2 separate regions of the Mus musculus genome follow, and region 1 is linked to region 2. Evidence: chromatin loops called from intact Hi-C (ENCODE). Cell type or tissue: heart. All regions are shown on one strand. Links, peaks and the distances in the headings refer to the core of each region. The heading gives the core; the rest is flanking DNA. Region 1 holds the start of Tatdn3 (TatD DNase domain containing 3). Region 2 holds the start of Angel2 (angel homolog 2).

Region 1 (5,743 bases), core at 3,244-5,743, 130 kb after region 2:
CCTGCGGCTTATAGGGTGACTGGCCAGTGAGCTCTGAGGACCCTCCTGTCACCACCTCCACAGCTCTGAGATTAGTAGTGTGCGCCAACACCCATGGTTATCTTACATGTGGTCTACGACCACACTCAGGGCCTCACACTTGCGCAGCAAGCACTCTGTCGACAGAGCACCTCCCCAGCCCTCCCATCACTTTGGGGGTAGGGGGTGGTGGATAAAGCAGTATGACATGGTTAAAATATATGGAGGGAGCAAAACCAAAATTCCACCATATCATTCCTTGTCATACAAGCTCAGCCTGATCGAAGGCCCCGTTTCTTTGTTTCCGGTCATTAACTAAGAATACAAACCAGAAGCTGGGTTTTAGTGGCACAGGCTGCCATTCTAACAACTGCGGAAGTGGAAATGGGAGGATCATGAGTTCAAGCCCTGCCTGAGCATGAGTTGAAGGCCAGCTTGGACGATTCAGTGAGTGGCAGAATGTTCGCCTGGCATGGCTGAGGGCCTAGGCCCAGCCCCCAGCCCTCCCATCTCCACAGCCCAGGACGAGAACTTAGAAAGCACTGTGGAGTGATGACAGAGCCAGTTGCACTGGTTAGGCCTCTTATTCTATAGGATGTTTACCTTTAATGTCACGCTTCTTGGTTTTTCTGGTGAAAGCTCTTGAACTGGGTGAACTCCCAGACATGGCAGGACGAATCCATTATACCTACAAATGTAGAAAGTTAAGAAAACAACCTTAGGTCCGGAGACCACAGTGTCCCTAAAGAACAGGAAGGAAACGCCCTGCCTTTAGGGCTGACATGATTTTCTTCCTCCTCCTCCCTCCTTTTTTAAAATTTCTTTTGAGACAAAAGTCTTACTATGTAGCCCTATTTGGCTTGGAATGAAGTTTGTAGACCAGACTGGTCTCAAACTCACAGGGATCCTCCTGCCTCTCTCTGTCTCCAGAGAGTCCAATTAAAGGTGTGTGCTATCATGCCTGCTTCTCCTCATTCTTCTAACAGAGAATTCTTTGATAATGTGTGAATTGGACAGGACTGTCTTTCTTTATAAGTCTTTGAAACCTTCATTAGAGCAGCTTTAGGGTCCCTGCTTTGGTCTCAGCACTAAGAAGGCTAAGGGGGGAGAGATGCTTGAGGTCAAGAGGTCAAGACCTCATTTAATTAATGAGGTTAATTAAAAGTAGCATCAAAGCTGGGCGTGGTGGCACACGCCTTTAATCCCAGCACTCGGGAGGCAAAGGCAGGCAGATTTCTGAGTTCGAGGCCAGCCAAAGTGAGTTCCAGGACAGCCAGGGCTACACAGAGAAACCCTGTCTCAGGGAAAAAACAAACAAACAAACAAACAAAGTAGCATCAAAGCTGGAGAGGTGGCTCAGCTGACAAAGCTCATGAAGGGCTGAAGTTCTGCTCCCCAGCTGGTAGCCATGGTGGCTCCCTCTAATCTCAGGTTCGGAGAGGCGGAGAGGCAGAGGCAGGGGATCCCTAGAACAATCCAGGATAACTTGACTAGCCAAAATCAGTGGTTTTGTGAGTCCTCTTGGTTTAGTGAGCAACCTCAATAAATAAAGAAGAGAGCCATCAAAGAAGATACCTAATGTCAACCTTGGATGTTCACATGCCCACATATGCAAGCACATCTGCATCAGATGTGAATATATACCACACATACACACCACACCACACCACACCACACCACACCACACCACACACATATACACATACACACAGAAGAAGAAGGAGAAGAAGGAGGAGGAGGAAGAATAGGAAAAAGAAGAGGAGAAGGAGAAGGAGAAGGAGAAGGAGAAGAAGAAGAAGAAGAAGAAGAAGAAGAAGAAGAAGAAGAAGAACCACCACCACCACCACCACCACCACCACCACCACCACCACCACCACCACTAGCACCACCTTTCTGAAAGCTGCATAATTCTTTCAAATTCTCCTGCATGTTCAGCAACTGCCACAAGGGCCATGACATTAGCCTAAACAAAACAAAACAAAACGAAATAAAACAGGAGAACAGAATACCAAACAATATGCACATTTAATATAAATTAAGGGAAATATTAAATTTTTCTATATATTTTATTATTTTTTAACCCAGTTCCAGTAGTATAATCAAAATGATTACCACTGAACTCTTATTATTTAAGGTCATATGTTTACTGCGTATTAATGTCACCTCATTAACCTATAAAGACCAAAGGTAAGCATTTCTTTAATTCATTGGACAGAAACTGCATTTTGGGAGGAACCACCATCCTTAGGCTCATGTGATCCCAAAGCCCACAAGCCAGTTAAGCTGCCACAATGGCAGTGTACACGTAATTCCAGAAATACTTCCAAGATTCTGTAATTTTTACTTTTAAATTTTATTCTCTATGTGTGTGCCTGCAGTATGTGTGTGTGTGTGCACTGTGTACACACCGCATGCAGTGAGTGGAAATCAGAGGACACCTTTCTGGAGTTGGAGTCAGTTCTGTGCTTCCACTGCAGTCCCAGGAATTGAGCTTGCAATATCAGACTTGCAAGTGCTTTTCTCCACTGAGACATCTCTACAGCCCTTGATAACTTTTTCTAACAAACCAAAATGTTTCCAAAGACTGTAATACACCCTTGATCTCCAAAATAATATGACTTTAAAACTCAAAAGACTGACTGCCCCATTCTCCAGTGCTGCTAAGCATGGTGGCTGTAGGGACACATTTTTAAATCAGACCAGCATGTCTCTATCATTTCATTAGCATGTGCCTTTGTCCTGCTACTAACCTGCAGACATTAGATTCCTCATCTATCAAATGGAGAATATATGACTATAAAAGAGTAACTTCCTCAGAAGGTGAGACTTTAAATGATCTAAAGTTCAGTGGGGGGTTAGCTCTGTGGCTGGCACAGAGTGAGAGCTTAAATATACTGCTGACCACGGAAACAGCAGAGTCTGCCTACTTGGTCCCTAAAAACAGTATGTTGAATGAAACAGGAAGGGCACAAAAGGGGGGGGGATATGGATTCTAGCTTACCTTCCTGGCTTTCTCCAACACATCATCCAGATCCTACAACAAACAGAAGCAACCACGTTTGTTTTACACGAGTAATTAACTGCTCTTGGTCCATATACAGGCAGCAGAGGCACCATTAAGGACAACATTGTTAGCAAGGAACAGAGTGGCAGAAAATGAAGTCACCCTCCTCCTTACTCTCACAGTCCATGATGCACACTATATCAAAACAGAGATCTCTGTTGCCAAACACACAGAGCTTTCCTGTCCTCTCTCACTCTGTCCCTCAGAGGCTTCTGGACATTTCCCTCATGATTTGCTTTCACAGCCTAGTGGTAGGTAACTCTTCAGTCTCCTTGACTGATTCTCTGTCCTTTTTGTGACTTCAAGCTCTTCTGTTCTCTTTCCACTTGCCTTAAGGGATTCTGCCTTTTTCCTTTGTTTGTTTAACATCCTCGACCACACTATGTAAGATCTCTATCACTAAGCTATATCCTCCCCTTCTCGTGGTTTTTGATACCATGCTGAATCTCCAACTTACAGAGTTTTTACTCTCTCCAAGACCCACGACTCACATTTGAAATGATTATGTATTCTAATCTTTCCACTTGGATGAGATCAGACTTAACCAATATCCCCCCACTAGGATTTCCAGCTGCCCACCTGCCCACTCTGATCCCAAACCTTTTCTCGTCTCAGCAAAGGCCATCACCATCTTCCTTACAGGAAGCACAAACTGAAATCTAAGTCATGCTCGATTTCTTCCTCCCCTTGCTGTTCTTATCCAAGGCATGCATGTACTGTTGGTGTTATTCCTAAAATTTGTTGAGTACATGGTATTCTCATGATATTCTCACTGTACTGGCTTCTACCAGCTCTTGTCTGTAAACTGAGACGTTTCCTAAATGCTCTCACTTTCTCTCCTCCACCTTTTTGCCACTCAGCAGCAAATTTGTCTTCAGAATATTCGCTCTCTATATATATTTAAAATGGGTTTGTTTTTAAACTTTTAAGGGTTAAGACTGTGCATCTAATGCAATCCAAATGTCTTACTGACCTTGACCTACCCTTCCCAGCTCCTGGAAATTTCTCCTTTATTAAGTGTTTCCAGCTGCTGGTTAACTAAAACAGATCAAATTCTATAATGTATGGGAGGTCTACAACCTGCCGGTGTTCATCACTACCATACACTCACACCCTAAGCGTCACCTCCTAAGAAAAAGGCACCTACTTCTCCTTCCTCTTCACTTTCCCCAATGTAGCCGGTAAAACCTATTTCCATCCCTACACATTCACTCCATCAAGTGTTATTATTTTTGTTTGTCCCTCTGCCGGGCCAGAACTAGAACCTCTGCTAAGGGCTTGGATGGATCAGCACACCTCAAGAGTGGTAGGAGAAAGGGGTGTTGAGACGACAAACTAAAGCTTCATAGAAATAGTTAACCGCCGTGTAAGATGAGGAATGTCAGTTCCAGGACGCTGGTTCGAAAGGGTCGCCATAGACTAGGTACGGTCTGAGGATTTGGGGGAGAAAAACTTGCGGGAAAGGAGACACGGCCCTCCCGACTCCCGCAAGCCCCAAGTCCCCCTCACATACGTTGTCAAAGTCCGAGGCGGAGAGATGGCAGTGACAGTCCACTAACCCCAAACCCATAGCTACTCCTGCAGGCTTCTCGACTGCAAGCCAGGCGGCGGAACTCTGGGGCCGCGGAACCCGAGGCGGAACCTTGCGGCGGCGGCGGATCGGGTTTCCAGTCGGACGCGTGCAGGAGCGTTCCAGGGAGGGAAGCATCCTTCCGGTCTCAGCGATTCCCGCCTTAGTTTAAACCGGGAAGATGGCGGCTGTCTCTGAAACAGTGCTCGTCTCCGCCCCGCAGGACCACGATGCCCAGGCCGCCTCAGACCCTCAGGCCACGGCAGCAGACTCTCCCCTAGAGGACTTCCGAGTGCGCTGCACCTTGAAGAGGGCGGTGATGGAAGTGATGGAGATGTGCGGTCGCTTCGTGCAGGAGCTCGGGGCCGTGCTGCCGGAGGACGTCCGCGAGCTCGCGCTGCGGGACGCACAGTGGGTACGGACCCCTCTTTCCCGGTCCTCACCCAGCGCATCCTGGCTCTGGCTCGGGGCCCATGTCAGGCCTTCGCAGATGGAACGATGCCCAAGACTGGCTTGGGAAATGCCAGGGAAGGCAACTAGATGCTAGTGCCGCCTGGGTGCTGCTTCCTGTCAGGAACATACAGGGCGAACACGTATGTAATCTTAAGAAGCAGGCGGTATTAAGTGTACCCATATTCTTGAACATGTACAGCGCTATACGTATAAACAAGGCATCACATTTTGCTTTCATAGCAAGCTTTCAAATCTTGTGTTTTACAAAACATTTCTTTTGGTAGTTAAGTGCGCAGTAAAGACAAAGTCGCTCTCCTGTGGGCCAGCGCAACTTTGCTGGTTGGTATGAGGAATTCTCCAGGAAATGATAATCCTTGAAGTCAGTCATCTGGCTAGGTTTTTGGTCATTGTTATTGTTTTTGTTTGTTTTTATAACATCGTGTGGATTCGGGGAGAAAACATTTTCTTTTTAAGTTGAAAATAGATGAAGAAGCTGTCTTGGTGTTAAATTTTACCAAGTTCTAGTTGAGCTGGTCATGACAGTGTATGCCAAGTACTCGGAAGGCAGGGGCATGCAAATCTCTGTGAGTTCGAGACTAGTCTGGTCCACGCCGTGAGTTCCAGACAAGCCAGGGCTA
Region 2 (6,454 bases), core at 2,128-4,627:
GGGTTATATAAGAAAGCAAGCTGAGCAAGCCAGGGGAAGCAAGTCAGTAAGCAGCATTCTTCCATGGCTTCTGTATCCACTCCTGCCTCCAAGTTCCTACCCTGTGTGAGTTCCCGTCCTGACTCCTTTTGGTGATGACCAGCAATGTGGAAGTGTAAACTGGATAAACCCTTTCCTCCCCAACTTGCTCCTTGGTCATGATGATTCGTGCAGGAATAGAAACCCTGACTAAGACAGTTCTCTTTGTAGCCGTGGTTGTCCTTGAACTCAGAGATCCAACTGAATCTGCCTCCCAAGTGCCAGGATTAAAGAAGTGGGTCACCACTGCCCTGCTGTAGTTCTCAGCATCGCAGAGAATGCTTTCTTTCTCCAAAGCAGCTCTGCCTTCATCTCAATTTTGTTGTTGTTAATTTATGCTTGTGAATTTCTTCAGGAATTTCCTCTGTGGTTTAGGTTGACCCTGGACTGGCCATTTGGCTCAGGTTGGCTGGAATTTGAAATCCTTGTGCTTATTTCTGTCTCCTGAGTCCTGACATGACAAGACTGTGCCATAAAGCCCTGTCCCAACCTCCTAATTTCTCGCTGAGCTAACCAAACATGAGCATGTTTTTTCATGGCTCATTTCTGATTAATATATCTGGCTTTTTTGTTTTTAAAGAGTTTTTCTATTTAATGTATGAGTATCTGCATGTATACCTGCATGTCAGAAGAGGGCCCTAGATTTCACCATAAATGTTTGTGAGCCACTGTTGGTTGCTGGGAATTGAACTCAAGACCTCAGGGCAGCCAGTGCTCTTAACTGCTAAACCATGTCTCCAGCTCCATATCTCTGGCTTTTGAAAATAACTTTTAAGGTTTTATTTTACCTGGATGTGGTGGCACAATTCTTCATCCCTGTAGAGGCAGCAGATCTCTTGTGAGTTGGAGTGGAGCCTGCTCTACATAGTAAGCTTCAGGCCGGGCAGGGTTGCATATGGACAGATTTTTTTCAAAACCAGTCCAAGCAACGAACAATGATTTCCTTTTGTTTCATGTGCATGAGTATTTTACCTGCATTTGTGTATTTGTACCGCGAGTGTGTCTGATGCCTTAGGAAGTCAGAAGAATTAGGATCCATGAAACGGGAACACTGTGGAGATGTTCTGAGTGGGGACTTAGTAATCAGAGCAAAACCAAAAGCCAGTTGTAGACAAGGTTGTCCTGGACTCCAAAGGTTTTAGACACTTATGCACAGGTGCGTCATGGTGGTACACACTTACAGTTTCTGCATTTGGGAAGGCAGGCAGGAGATCCTGAAGTTCAAGGTTACCCTCAGCTACATGGCCTTTTAAAGGTTAGCCTGGAGCACTTGACAGCTCTTAACAGCTGAGCAATCTCTCCAGACTCTCAGACAACCCTTCTTTAAGACAGGTTCTTGGTGTGGCCCAGGATGGTCTCAAACTCTACAGGCTCCTGCCTCAGCTGTCTGAATGTTGAGATGTCAGCATATGTGAACAGACTTGCTTAACTTATTGAGTGACTAAAGCAGGATCTATTTAAGGGGACAGAACAATGTGAGCTGAGAACTTTCAACTGGAACATGAATGCAAAAATGGTGTTTTGTTTTGTTACAGAGACAAGAGTTCTCCAACCCTTAGGATAATCACCATGCTGCTATAAGGTAACTACTCTCTCTAAAGTTCTAGAGCAGACAGCTCCCAAAGTGTCTTTCGTCATCAAGAAACCTTCAAACTCATTGAAAGAATGCATCTTGACAGTTGGTGGTGCACGCCTTTAATCCCAACACTCTGGAGGTAGAGGCAGGTGGATCTCTGAGTTCCAGGTCAGCCTGGTCTACAGAGTGAGTTCCAGGACAGCCAGGGCTACACAGAGAAACCCTGTCTCAAACAAAGGAAAGGGAGGGAGGGAGGGAGGGAGGGAGGAAGGAAGGAAGGAAAGAAGGAAGGAAGGAAGGAAGGAAGGAAGGACCTTAATGCCATTTGCTTATTTCAAAACACTACATTTTTCTTTGCACAACAAGCAGAGGAGCTAAGGTGTGCTTGGAGGAGAAAGTCTGGTGATTGACAGGTCTTCCTTAAGTCTGCTCCAGTTAATAACCCTATCAATGATCTTTGTTTGCCGTATGTTGTGTAGTCAGTAGAGTACTAGGTTGAATAGATTTGAACAGGAGTCATGGACACTGTTCACAAGTCACTTACAATGTGATTATGGAACAAGGCATATAGGACACTACTGGCCACATGTAACTAACAACAACATTGTGATCACCCTTAGAAAATAGGACAGTATAAACCTCAAGCAGTCAGCCCCCATTTGTGGACACTGCGTTTGTAAACTGCCTACTCCCTAAAACCTACCTAAAATGTCCAAATCAATCCTCACAGTGTTTTGGTTTTTCTCCAACAAGGAGAAAGGCAAATTTTAGTTGCCTAGTGTGCTTGTCCCTGAGGTTAAACAAGGCACTCTGCCCTCTTGAGTTTTCAGACCGTAAAAAACTAACCTTTCTACCGACTACTTAGTGTCCCTTTCCCACAGTTTTACTGATTTTTCTATTAAAAGTGCCCCCCAAGTATACTGCTGCAAGATTCTGAGGTGACAAAAGTTAATGATGTAATATAGAGAAAATATGTGTACTAAATTATCTTCAATTAGGTATGTATCAGAAGACTGTTGGACAGAGTTTAACGTTAATGAAGTGACAATATAAATTAAATAAGGAACATGCATAAAACAAGACTTCATATTGGTTGATGAAAATGTGGTCCGAAGCCAAGTATGGCAGTACGTTGCTGGTGACCACAGTGCTCAGACAGGCATGTGAGATAAGTTTGACGAATGCCTGGACTGCACAAGACTTTTGTCTAAGGACACTCACGAGTGTGCGTGTGCAATCAGAGACTAGCTTTCCTCAGAGTTTGCTAATTCAGCATTCCTGACATGTTTACACAATATAACAACTGCAGATAAAGAGAAGGATATACACGAAGGATAAAGTATCTCTCAAAATTAACACAAGGAAAAGAACAAAACTTCCCAAGAAATTACTACCCACAGCTACACAGCTCTACCAAAGAAACTAAGCAAGCAGCGACCCTGGTTTCCAGTGCCCTCTGCCTCGCTATTCTCGCTGTCCCTTCTCCATTTATGTTTTCCAAGAAAGCTACGCTCGATCTGACAGACTCGGATCATCAACGCACTAATTAATGTACAAGTGGGTTCTCTGAGATTTGCACAAAATCAATTATAAAGTTCTACGGGAACCCACAGAATAGTATTTCCTCAACGTGGAAATCTACCTTTTGGATCTACGCAACCACGTAAATACACTTTAGGTCTCACGCAGCTCCTGCTCCTTCCTATGTCTTAAGAAAGCCGTCAAGCGCTAGCCTTCCGCCCTACCAGGAAATGGCTGTCCGCGCACGCTCTGCGCATGCCCGGAGTCGCACTGCTTAAAGGAACTGCCCCAGAAGGCAAGATGGTGACCGGGCCTGCGGCGAGACGCTCCTCCCAGCATGCCTAGCGGCCGGCCGGGAGCCGAGTGATGGGGATCCGGTAGGACCCGGCGAGCGGCCGAAGCTGAGGTGCAGCCGCGGGCCCGGGCGTTGGGCGCTCACAGAGAGCCAAGATGGAGACGTGGCGCTGTGTGAGGAGGGGCTACGGCCGCTGTGTGGCGGGGCGAGGCCGGTCAGTGGCGAGCGGCCGGCGGGATGGACAGAGGGAGGGACCTGGAGGGGCGGGCGGGGAGGGGAGGGGCGGGGCGGCGGGGCGCGGGAGGAAGGCGGAGGAAGAGGGTCCGCGGCGGGGACGCGCCAGGCGGCGCCCGGGGAGAGGTAACGCGCGGGCGGGCAGCAGCGGTGGCCGCGGCCTCCGGGATCCTGCGGGCCTCGCGCGGCCTCCACGCTCGCCGCCGCCGCCCGCGCGCAGGGCCCCGCCCGGAGGGAGGCTGCGCGCCCCGGGGTGGCTGGGCAGCGTCGGTCACGCGGAGGCCAACTTTCACCGCCACTCAAGTTCTTGCTCCGTCCTGGGTATTTTTCTTTCAATCCACTCTTTGAGAGCCTGGCGTGATGGCTCACGCCTGCACTTTCCACACCCCGGAGGCCGAGGCGGGAGGATAACCATGAATTTGAGGCTGGCCTGGATTAGGCAGCGAGCGTGACACTCCGCCTCCAAAAGTAAAAAAATAACTCACTTGAAATTTTAAAGCGCCACAGTACATGCAGCCTCTAATAATGTCACCCCAAGTAGTATCCACCGAATCTTAAATTGGATGTACGGATTATGTTTTTCTCCTATAAACTTTGAGGACTTAGTTATTAAGATTCCAGTGGTTTGTATAACCTTTGAAACTATATCGTACCACGCGTGGGAAATAGCACACTGTCGTTACATAAGCCGTTGGGATCTGCCCACTCCATTCCTGGTTCCTGTGCTATGGCATTTTCTGAGTACCAGCTGTGTGCTTGGCCCTTGGGTGGAGACTGGGCTTTCAGAGAATACTGAGGTTCGAACCCTCAAAAGCTCACTATCTTACAAGAAAAAGATGTGGTATAAATAACTGCCAATCCAAAGAATAAGCGTCACTGTGCAGGTTGCAGTATAGAAACATTTCAAGACAGAAAGTAAACCGTTATAGCACTGGGGAGGTGGAGGCAGGAGAATTAGAGACACCACCAGCCTGTGCTGATGGTCTTGGACTTGGTTTTTGTCTTGGTTTTTTGTTTGTTTGTTTTTTAGAGAAGGAGGGTTTTTCTTTGTATCTCTGGCTGTCCTGGGATTCATTGTGTAGACCAGGCTGGCCTTCAACTCAGATCTGCCTACCTCTGCCTCCTGAGTGCTGGGATCAAACTCATGGGCCACCTCAAAATTTTTAAATTTAAAAACAAAACAAGACAAGATCCAAGTGCTGAAATCCCTTTGAATGACTTTCGGGGTCAATTGCAAGATATAGTGCCCATGTTGTGACCTTAAAGATTTACAGTAGGGTTGATTTAGAGAATAGTTTGAGAGTACTTAAGTTTAAAGTACACAATATAGGTTATCTTTTCTAATGAAAAATAGCATAATAAAGAAATTCAGCATAACAAAATCTTAATACAACTTAAGCAAACCTTAGTGATAGTAGATGTTGAGACACAAACCCCAGAAGTATAGTCCTCAGAACCCTAACACTTTGCCAGATAATGCAGTAGGAGGCAGTGCTTTGTGAGAACTTGAGAGTAGCATGTCTGTTAAATACAAGTGTGGGGACCTGGAGCCATGGCTCAGGTAGCTAAGGGCTTGCTGTACAAAGCCAAGGACCTGGGTTGGAATCCCCAGCACCCATGGAAAGGTAAGGAAGGTGTCCTCATGCCGGGGAGGCAGGGACAGGGCATCCCAGAGCTGACCTGCTAGTCTAGACAATTCTGCCGAAGACCAGCCCCTGCGTGCGGTTCTTCTTGGTTCTTCTTGAGGCAGTGGAGGGGGAAGAGCGTCGGCAGAGGGTAAGACTTGGTATATTTAAGGTTGCTGTATAATAAAAAGTTTACTTATCTAAGTCCACTGTAACCGACCTGCCTTCTGTGATCCTCTGAGGTCAGAAACTGCAGTCTCTGGCACTTAGCACCTCATCCTAAAACAGCAGGAGATAAAGTAAACAATTAATTGCTAGGGCCTTTTCCCTATGATCCAGATGCCTCTTGTTGTGGGGCTACGGGGAAAGTTTGGAGCAATGAACTTCTGTTGAACCAGAAGAGAAATAACACTCACAGAAAGAACAACTTTTATATAAACAGACATATATAATTTCACATAAGTTCATACACAGATTCATGTATGCTCATTTATACAATTTCCATTCAAACCCAGTTGGGCTCAGCTTACATGCATTCTCACAATTACATACTTACACATCCATACTTAAATATGATTTTGAAGCAAAAGACCAAGCACTGGTGCAGAAAGAACTCACTCATTCTAAATGAAAAGTGAGTACCAATCTTTATCGCATAGAGAAAGAAAAGGCGTCTACCCTTTTAATGTTAAATGAATTACATATTTGTAAGGAAAAAGCTTTGTTCCTTTTAATAAGACTAAGCCTGCCTTGTCCTTACCATGGGAACCTGTTCTGTTCCACAGTAAGGAGAAGCCTGCCTGCTCCTTCTGATTTCTGCAGCGTCTTCTTTTTACTCTTTCCCTCTGCATTCTACTCATTGCTCTCTTAGTGTTTTATGTTACCTATAGTTTCTAAGTTATTCCACTCTGCATTCTCCTTCCAAGCTTGTTCTCTCCTCCTGCTCCGAAGCCACAACAATGCTCTTACTCTCAATGCCTTTTCTCCCAGTGCTGTGCCCATACTTCTAAGTTCTTCTTGAGTTCAGTTCTGTCTGAAAGGTGTTGTCTTAAAACTCCTCAGCTCAGTTCTTCTCAGTTCAGTTCTCACTCTTCTCTTTGTCCTCAGCACTTAAACATCTCTCAG

The links. A loop is a pair of places that touch in the nucleus more often than their neighbours do. Peaks named below come from ENCODE experiments on the same cell type or tissue, not always from the same donor. Only the 100,000 strongest peaks of a DNase experiment are listed, where the experiment ranks them.
Region 1: it touches region 2 in a loop (2.6-fold over the local background); 1 of 42 quality-filtered maps calls a loop at or near these places.

Annotation. Positions count from the first base shown.
Region 1 is chr1:191,058,206-191,063,948 of GRCm38, forward strand. It overlaps Tatdn3 (TatD DNase domain containing 3), which reads right to left and starts at 4,705. Exons shown (of 10, transcript NM_001357166.1): 1 at 4,596-4,705; 2 at 3,020-3,052; 3 at 1,908-1,981; 4 at 622-706. The coding sequence starts at 4,652. It overlaps Nsl1 (NSL1, MIS12 kinetochore complex component), which reads left to right and starts at 4,816. Exons shown (of 6, transcript NM_198654.3): 1 at 4,816-5,067. The coding sequence starts at 4,834. In heart, for the core only: a CTCF peak has its summit at 4,704; a DNase peak (open chromatin) is centred at 4,786; H3K4me3 peaks cover 2,119 bases; H3K27ac peaks cover 1,451 bases.
Region 2 is chr1:190,925,075-190,931,528 of GRCm38, forward strand. It overlaps Angel2 (angel homolog 2), which reads left to right and starts at 3,431. Exons shown (of 9, transcript NM_021421.4): 1 at 3,431-3,684. The coding sequence starts at 3,626. In heart, for the core only: no CTCF peak of the experiment used is centred there; a DNase peak (open chromatin) is centred at 3,487; H3K4me3 peaks cover 2,288 bases; H3K27ac peaks cover 1,907 bases.